2 separate regions of the Mus musculus genome follow, and region 1 is linked to region 2. The links are chromatin contacts, found by Hi-C or POLR2A ChIA-PET in ENCODE. All regions are on one chromosome and are shown on one strand. Each heading gives the region's core, a stretch centred on a gene start or an enhancer-like site at or near the end of the contact. The rest is flanking DNA. Distances are from core to core; before and after follow the strand shown.

Region 1 (3,752 bases), core at 561-3,060, 47 kb before region 2:
CTGTCTCTGTCTGCCCTAGGTCGCTAATCTGTGAAACTCAGTGTTTGCCCTGTTTGGTTGACCTCAGGGAAAAATCAGGCTTCTGGAATCCAGCAAACAGCTTGTTCCGGCGCATCTCTGTGCCAGCAGTTAGGCCTGCCAGGAGAGTCAGCAAGAATCTGACCGGCACAAACGCCACACATTTCCCCCGGCCTCGCCTGCCTGGGTGCGTGCTGAGTCTTGGCTTGGGTGCTCTTGAAACCCATGGCTTCAGATGAGCTCTCTCGTACATATCCTGAGCCTTGAGACTATAACAGTTTGCTTCCTGGCCCATTTCAAATCCTTGATGTGGCTTTCCTCTCAGGTGACGGTCTGGCATCCGGCGTCTTCCTCATCAGATGCCTTTTAAGTGTGTCACAGAACAGGTGAATCAGTGACTGAGGAGTGGATGGTTTTGTTTGGGGACCAAGGGACTCTATCTTAGCTCTGGTGCCCTTGCCTCCCCCAGGGGACAAAGCAGATACTGTAGAGACATCTGTGGCTGCTGTCTTACTGAAATGACATCAGACTGACAAGCGCCATCCTTCGGGCAAAGGCTGTGTGCTCCTCCCCTGTTTTAAGATCCTTCCTGGGAGCTGGAGAGATGGCTCTGCAATTAAGAGCACTGACTGCTCTTCCAAAGGATCCGGGTTCAATTCCCAGCAACTACATGGTGGCTCACAACTGTCAGTAACTCCGGTTCCAGAGGATCTGACACCCTTGTGCCAATGCATATAAAATTAAGTTAAATTCAAAACAAAACAAAACAAAAAATCACATTTGGGTTGTCTGGGAGACCAGGCTGTAACTGCCGTGCTGAGGGAGAGGCAGGGCTGCTGTGAGTTCAAGACCATCCTTAGCTACGTAAGAGAGCCTCTCTCCACTGAAGGAAAGAATGGAGGGAAAACATGTGGAAAAAGCTCTAAAAGTTCCCAGTTTAGGACCAAGCATAACTGAGCTGTATGTGCCTAGCATGTGAGAAGCTCCATTCAAAACCGACATACAAAGCCATTCTAACTCCCTGAAGTGACAGAGGTTGTGGGCATCATGGGATGCCACGATTGCATGCTTGAGAGCACATTAGAGAGCCACTGGGAGCACCTACGCATTGCCCTGGGCATCCCGTCTTAGGCTCCCACAGCTCTGACTTCCTGCCGTGCCGAGGCCCAGGGATTTCTGTTGGTTGGTGGTCTTGCAATCCCTGTAACCTGGACTGTCCTGACGGTGGGTACGAAGTCATCAGGGGGCTGGTGTCCTTCGCTGACCTGGGAGACCGGCCTCCCTAGGGTTTGCCTGGGTTTGTTCTTAGACTTGGCTGAAGGTAAACTGCAGTGTCATCGTGTTCCGAGTCGCTGACTGGAACAGCAGCAGCTGGCTCGCTCACTTGCGCTCAGTCAGACCTGAGGGCCTGGCCCTCCTCCGAACCAAGTCACTGTTAAAAAAAGAAACATTACTAGCAGACTGTCCTGTGTCACGGTCTCGGGATGATAAACAGAAAACTGGGGTGGCCCAGGCAGGGAGTGGAGCTCTGTAATGAAGCCTGTCTTCAATCAGCAGTCAAGAGTGACCGTGATGTTACAGTCAGGAGCTCCGTTGTTAGCATCACCCTCGGTGCTGCTGAGTCCAGAAGAAAGTCATCGCAGGGAGGCTTTCCTGAGGGGAGAGAAGGAAGCTTGCAGTGAAGCTTGTAGGTGGCCAGAAGCAGGGAGTGGAAGGACTTACCAGGAACCAGGACACCCAAGGACTTGTAGTTGGTGGGGTGTTCTTCAAGTGTCCACCAGGTGGCGCTGTAGGAAAGGGTGGGGTCTGCTGCCTTGAGCTTGCTGCCGGTTCCCAGAGCTAACTCTTGGCATGGCCTTCTTTTTGTTTGTTTTGTTTTGTTTTGATTTTTCGAGACAGGGTTTCTCTGTGTAGCCCTGACTGTCGTGGAACTCACTCTGTAGACCAGACTAGCCTCGAACTCAGAAACCCGCCTGCCTCTGCCTTTGCCTTTGCCTCTGCCTCTGCCTCCCGAGTGCTGGGATTAAAGGCGTGTGCCACCACGCCCGGCTGGGCATGGCCTTCTTTAGAGGCTCAGATAATGGCAGTGGTAAGTTGTTTTGTCTTCATTTTCAAATCAGGCCTTTGACCACATTAGTTAGTCACTTACTATGACAGGAAGGCGGCCGTGCACACCTTGCCCGGTGCTCACGGGGCTCATGGCGGGAGGATGCGCCTCTGTTGTGTTTAAGCAGTGGGATTTAGAGCCGTGACTGTTCAGACTCGGGTGTTTGCTTTAGAAGAATACTTCTGGTAAACTCTTTGTTTTGTCTTTGTTTTTCTGGGGCAGAGCCCTCTTTGTAGTCCTCACTGACCTGGGACACGCTCTGGAACTGACTCTGTAGACCAAGCTGGCCTGGAACTCACAGAGATCTGCCTGCCTCTGCCTCCTAAGGGCTGGGGTCAGGCGTGCGCCACCTCACACGCTGTATTTCTGTTTTACAGCACAGGTTCTCTCTCCCCTCTCATCTGTATATATACATCTTCTTCCTAGGTCCTACGGCTCTGTTGGCTCACGAAGTAGGTTTTGGATGCAAGGTCACAACACACCCACTGGCTAAGGACAAAATGATGAATGGCAGTGAGTATATCCCTCCCTCCCTGTGCTTCCCTATATGACAGAATCCTAGCCAAGTGGAGGGCTCCTGGCTCTGCACGCACTTCTCAGCGGCGCCAGCCCAGCCTCAGCCTGGCCACCAGAACCCTGACTCGACAGCGGGGAGGGTTGTGAAGTGCTAGTTTAGGTAGTGTTTTTACCGAATCCGTGACAGCAGTTTCAGCAAATGCCTTTTGCCCACAGTGCACAGTGCTGCAGACCTTTGGCAATGTCTTCAGTGGGCGGCCAGCTTGCTTGGTGATGCGTTTCCTTCCTATCAGCTAGGCATTTGAGTTTTATTAACCCTCTGAAAGCAATTTCTCTTTCTGGTGAAGTGAGCAGACAGGGTAGGAGGGCTGACGCGAGGCTGGATGCCCCTCCCCTTGCGCTTTCCTCCTTGCGCTTGTCAGTAAGGCCCGTGACGTGTCCTCTGTGACTCTAAAGCTCCGCTGTAGCCTTTCCAGGTAGTTTGTTATTCAGATCTAGTTAGGCCATTCTGCAGCCTGCTTTTGTGTTTGAGATGGGCCCTCACTGTGTTGCACAGGTAGCTTTGACCTGGACTGAAGCCATCCTCCTGCCTCAGCCTAAATGGGCGTGCAGGTGTGTGCCATATGAGGCTGCACCTTCTCACCTCAACCTCGTCATTACCTTTTTAGCTTTGGCAGGTTGACTTCACTGCTAGTTGGATTTCCTGTGTCTTGCTTGTTTCTTTGGCTCCTGGGTGTGGGCTGTGGTTGGTTTCTGCTTCTTTGCCTATGTGAACCCATGCTGTCGAGAAACTTCCTTAAGTTGCTATTTAATTTTCAGTTATGTGTGTGCATGAGGAGGTGTGCACAGAAGCCAGGAGAGGATGTTCTGTCCCCTGTGAGCCGAGTTACAGGCAGTGGTGAGCTGTCTGGCGCGAGTGCTGGGAATGGAACCCGGGTCCTCTGGCAATAGCGGGACATGCTCTAACCACTGAGCCATCTCTCCAGCCCTGAGAACATTCTTAAATACATACCTGGGCATAACTAGAGCTCCCTTTTTGAAGTAAAATAGTGTACACGCAGTTTTTAAAAGTTCGTACCTTTTTGTTTTAGAGGCTAAGATTCAGCAGTAG
Region 2 (3,928 bases), core at 1,318-3,817:
GTAACTTGTGAAGTTTCTTCTTAGCTATGGGTTGTAAGAGCTTTTGAGCAGGAAGCTAACCATCCTATTTCCAAACTGAAAAGGGCTCGAATTCCACATTTTAAAGATATATTCAGCAAGGCCTGGGAAATCAGTCACTTTGCAATAGTCCCACTCCAATTTTACAGTACAAAGGAATTGACTAAAATATCAATGAAGACTCCTAATCTTGTCTTTTGAAGTTTGAATCCCACACTTTTTTTTCTTAACACCCATCCTGTTAAGCTAGTAATTTATAGTTTAGACCCTGAAGTTCACCAGTTTTATCCACATCAAGTTTAAACTGTGGGAATGATGCCAGAATACCACAGGTGGATGGTTTTTATCTAGTTACTGTTCATTAGCTTTCCCATGTCCTGGCCAAATGTCTGCAAAGGATGCTATCTACGTGCATCTGGATGGTGAGGCACCAGTTCATATTTATGGAGATTAGGAGCAGAGCTGCTTCTCTGGTAGAGGGAGCCAGGGACATTCAAATTCCTAGAATTACCCTGGGCACCACCTTTCCCTCCTCTGCTTGCCTTTCCAAAGCAACCTGATGTAGGTATGCTGACAATCAGGTCAGTTGCAAGCTGGTGTGGTGCACCTGTAATTTAGGGAACTTGCTTTTAAAAGCTACTATTAGTATGAGCTGAAAGGCAGTATTCATCTAGTACAGCTTTGGAGAAGTGGCAATAAAGACTCAGTTTCATAAAACATAAAACACCTAGAGACTACGACATAATTAAGTCATACAAAAGGCTCACCAGTATCTACTATGAACCCAAAGTAGGAAATCCAACTCATTAAAAAACAATAATTCTACCTCTCAAAAATATGAGAAATCCAGACATTTCATAGCAGCTATTAACAAGGAACAACAGATTTTCTTTCCAAACCTTATCAGTTCTTGGACCAATCCTGTTAAGCCTTAAAATGTAAACCATGCTTTCCTGCATGTATTTAATCAACATGAACTATATTCAAGGCTGTGTAAAATAAGAGCTGTTCAGGGCATTTTCCAGCCCTTAAGGAGTTTACCATCTGATTTATTTGCCAAGATACAGATTTACAGTTTGAGATTTTTACCACTGATCAGCAAATGTCCACCAGTGCACAGGAGAGGGAGTGAAGGCCATGACAGAGTGCCCAGCCTTTTTAAACATCTTCATGTATTTCCTCTCAAACCTGATAATATCCGCCAGAGTTGACAGGTTAGTACGAAACCAGCTTATTCCTTACAAAATTTGCTCTTTTACTGATAAAGGTATTTAGATTATCTTTGGTCTCTATTTTGGTAAAATCTCTCTTAAAATCTCCATGTTTCAAGAAAAAAAAAAATTTAAAGGCAAGAGCCACCACAGTGAACTCAAAAATGTCCCAGTCTTAATAGATGCATATTCACTATACCTGTATAGACTTAAGGAAGTGTAAAACTGTAGAACTTTTCTTTTTTCTTTTTTTTTCCAGGATGAAAAAAAAAAAAAAGGCAATTTATACCTCACCTTTCTTCACCCCTGACAGTTGCCTGGAAACCAGTCCTGCCCTACCTGTGCTACAGGTGTACCTCCCGTCACATCTCTTTTAAAGCTACAGTCTCTATTCTTACTACACTTAAGTTTATGACTAACAATCTATTCACATTTTTATCAGGTAGGAGACTGGTTTCTTTCAAGCAATGATGAAATCCTAATAAAGACTGAGGAAGCACCCATCCAGCACCACCAATCACGATTAATTTGAACAAAGATAGGATATACGTATAAAAACAGGATACTGCCAAGGAGCCTTGGCGTTTGAACAGTTCTGTCTGCATTTTCACTCCTTTAATATATAAGTCATTTAAGGCAAAGAATCATGTTTCTGGAGAGGAAAAGGCCACGGAACAACTCGGATGAATTAAAACAAATATTTTTTTTTAAAGGGGAATGACCTTCGTCGCCGAGTCTCACCGAGACTCAAGACTGGTACCAACCAGGGACTAGCAATCTCCGAGCCCACCCGCGACAGCTTCTCGCAGAAGCTTTCCGGGCCGGACCGACGGGTGCGCGGGGTGAGAGGGAAGATGGAGGGGGCCGCAGCAGTTCCACCGCATCCCTGGGCCGCAGCTGCACCGGGAAGACCGTGGAGCCGCCGCTCCGGAGCCCCAGGCTGTGGAGACGTGTCGTGTGCGCGCCGGTGCATGGCCCCGGCGAGAAGCCGAGGGCGCCCGCGGCCCGCCGCTCCTCACGCACCCCGGCCCATCCCGGGAAGCGGAGTGCCGGAGGCTCCGGCTCCAGCCCACCGCCCGTCCGCCCGCCCTCCGCGCCCCGGCCCCACGTCTCCCGACGCCCGCCAGGCCCCTTACCCCAAGGGAGCGGGACCCCGCGGCGCCCTCCCGCGCATGTCCGTCCCGGCTGGCTCAGCGCCGCGGGCTTAGGGGCCCGAGCATCGCGCAGGCGCCTCGCCGCTCTCTTGCCCTCGCTCTTTCTCTCTGCTCGCTCGCAGGCTATGCTCGCGCTCGCTCGCTCGCACAGCTCACGCTCCGCGCCTCGCACTCGGCCGCCGACGCCGGCGCAGCCGACGCCCGTATTTATACGGTGAGCGACAACGTGACGTCAACGCCCGCAGCCCCGCCTCCTTCACGCAGCCAATCCGGGCGGGCGGACGCTTAAAGGGGCGATGCCGCTACCGAAGAGTTTGCGTGGGGCCCGCCGGGCGGCGCTAGCAGCCTCGTCTCCTGAGGGGACGTTTCTATTTGGGCCGCCTCTGTGCGAGCTGCCTAGCCTAAGGACACCGAGTTTTCCTTAGAAGGTTGTGAGCGGCCCTGTTTCCATCCCCGGGGAGGGAAGTGACGCTGAGATGCACTTGGATCCAAGAAACTCAGGGAGCGGGAGAAAATGGGGATTGGAGAGGAGAGGGGCACCCCGAGGTGTATATATGTGTGTGTGTGTGTATGTATGTATGTATGTATGTATGTATGTATGTATGTATGTATGTATGTATGTATATCGAGGGATGGTCGAGGGATGGCGAGGAGAGTGATGAAGAACGGAGGGGGACGGTGAGGAACAACGAGGGACTGCTGTGATGATGCGAGAGAGATGAAGGGCGCTACAACCAGGGATGGATGACCATGAAGAAAGTGGTCTCTGGGAAAGAGGGCAGCGGACTGAGGGGCAGTAAGGGACAAAATGCGTCTGAAGACAGGAAGGGGCAGGGAGTGTCTGGCTAAGGACAATAAGGGATGGAGGGGCAGTGAGGAGCAGTGTGAGGCACTGCGGGACTTATAGAGAACCTCACTAATTGATCTAGGTAGTTAAGGGACGGTGTGGGAAAGGAAGGGACAGAATGGAAAGGTGAGGGGCAGCGCAGAAAGGTGAAGGACAAAGGGGACTGGGCAGTGGGCCATGCTGTGTGGGCAGGATCAGGGAGGCCTCACTCCAGGCTCCTCTGTACTTGGCTTGGCCTCCAGCAAGGCTAGGCTGATCCCGGGCACCTCCCCCAAACCTGCCCCCAGCCCTCTTGGCTTACCTGTCAAAGTGCTGTTCTCCATGTCTTTTGGCCCCAGGGTGGCCGCTGATGCCCAAGGACAAAACGCCATCAAGTCTACAGGGAGGAGGGTTCGTGGGGCAGAAATCCGGTGATGCAACTTAGGTTTATAGTTTAACCGTAAAATAAATAATACAATGATAAACCAGAGTAGTTCAAGAAAAAAGGCAAACAGACAGAAGCCCTCCAGTTTGGACTAGTACAAATTCCTCTTAATGGCACTCCACAGAGTAGAGAGCGCAGACCTATGGCTGACCTCTGTGGTCCGCACACAGAGCCCTTCCTGCACTGCAGCAAGAATGCCTGATAGTTATAGGCTTAGCACCACCTAATTGAGCCAGTTTAACATATGGAATGAGGTGCTGGCCTCATTATCTGG

Evidence for each region. Hi-C counts contacts between places; a loop is a spot of excess contacts on that map. ChIA-PET counts read pairs that join two places held with the same protein, here RNA polymerase II (POLR2A).
Region 1: a map of heart shows a loop between it and region 2 (3-fold over the local background). The contact joins the enhancer-like site here to the promoter of Errfi1 in region 2. A Hi-C loop is called at or near these places in 14 of 37 maps with a recorded cell type or tissue (T-helper 17 cell, adrenal gland, gastrocnemius and 2 more). POLR2A ChIA-PET finds 5 or more read pairs at or near these places in 4 of 5 experiments (Patski and embryonic stem cell).

Annotation. Positions count from the first base shown.
Region 1 is chr4:150,899,894-150,903,645 of GRCm38, reverse strand. Park7 (Parkinson disease (autosomal recessive, early onset) 7) reads left to right here. Exons shown (of 7, transcript NM_020569.3): 6 at 2,552-2,638. Among named protein-coding and RNA genes, the nearest start is that of Park7, 8.2 kb to the left of the region's middle. Within about 2 kb of position 1,810, at least 1 of the 3 ENCODE cell types and tissues checked has a DNase peak (open chromatin) inside an H3K27ac peak, as active enhancers do; it is heart, where a contact is called at or near this core.
Region 2 is chr4:150,853,709-150,857,636 of GRCm38, reverse strand. It overlaps Errfi1 (ERBB receptor feedback inhibitor 1), which reads right to left and starts at 2,567. Exons shown (of 4, transcript NM_133753.2): 1 at 2,366-2,567. It overlaps 1700045H11Rik (RIKEN cDNA 1700045H11 gene), which reads left to right and starts at 2,688. Exons shown (of 4, transcript NR_040649.1): 1 at 2,688-2,811.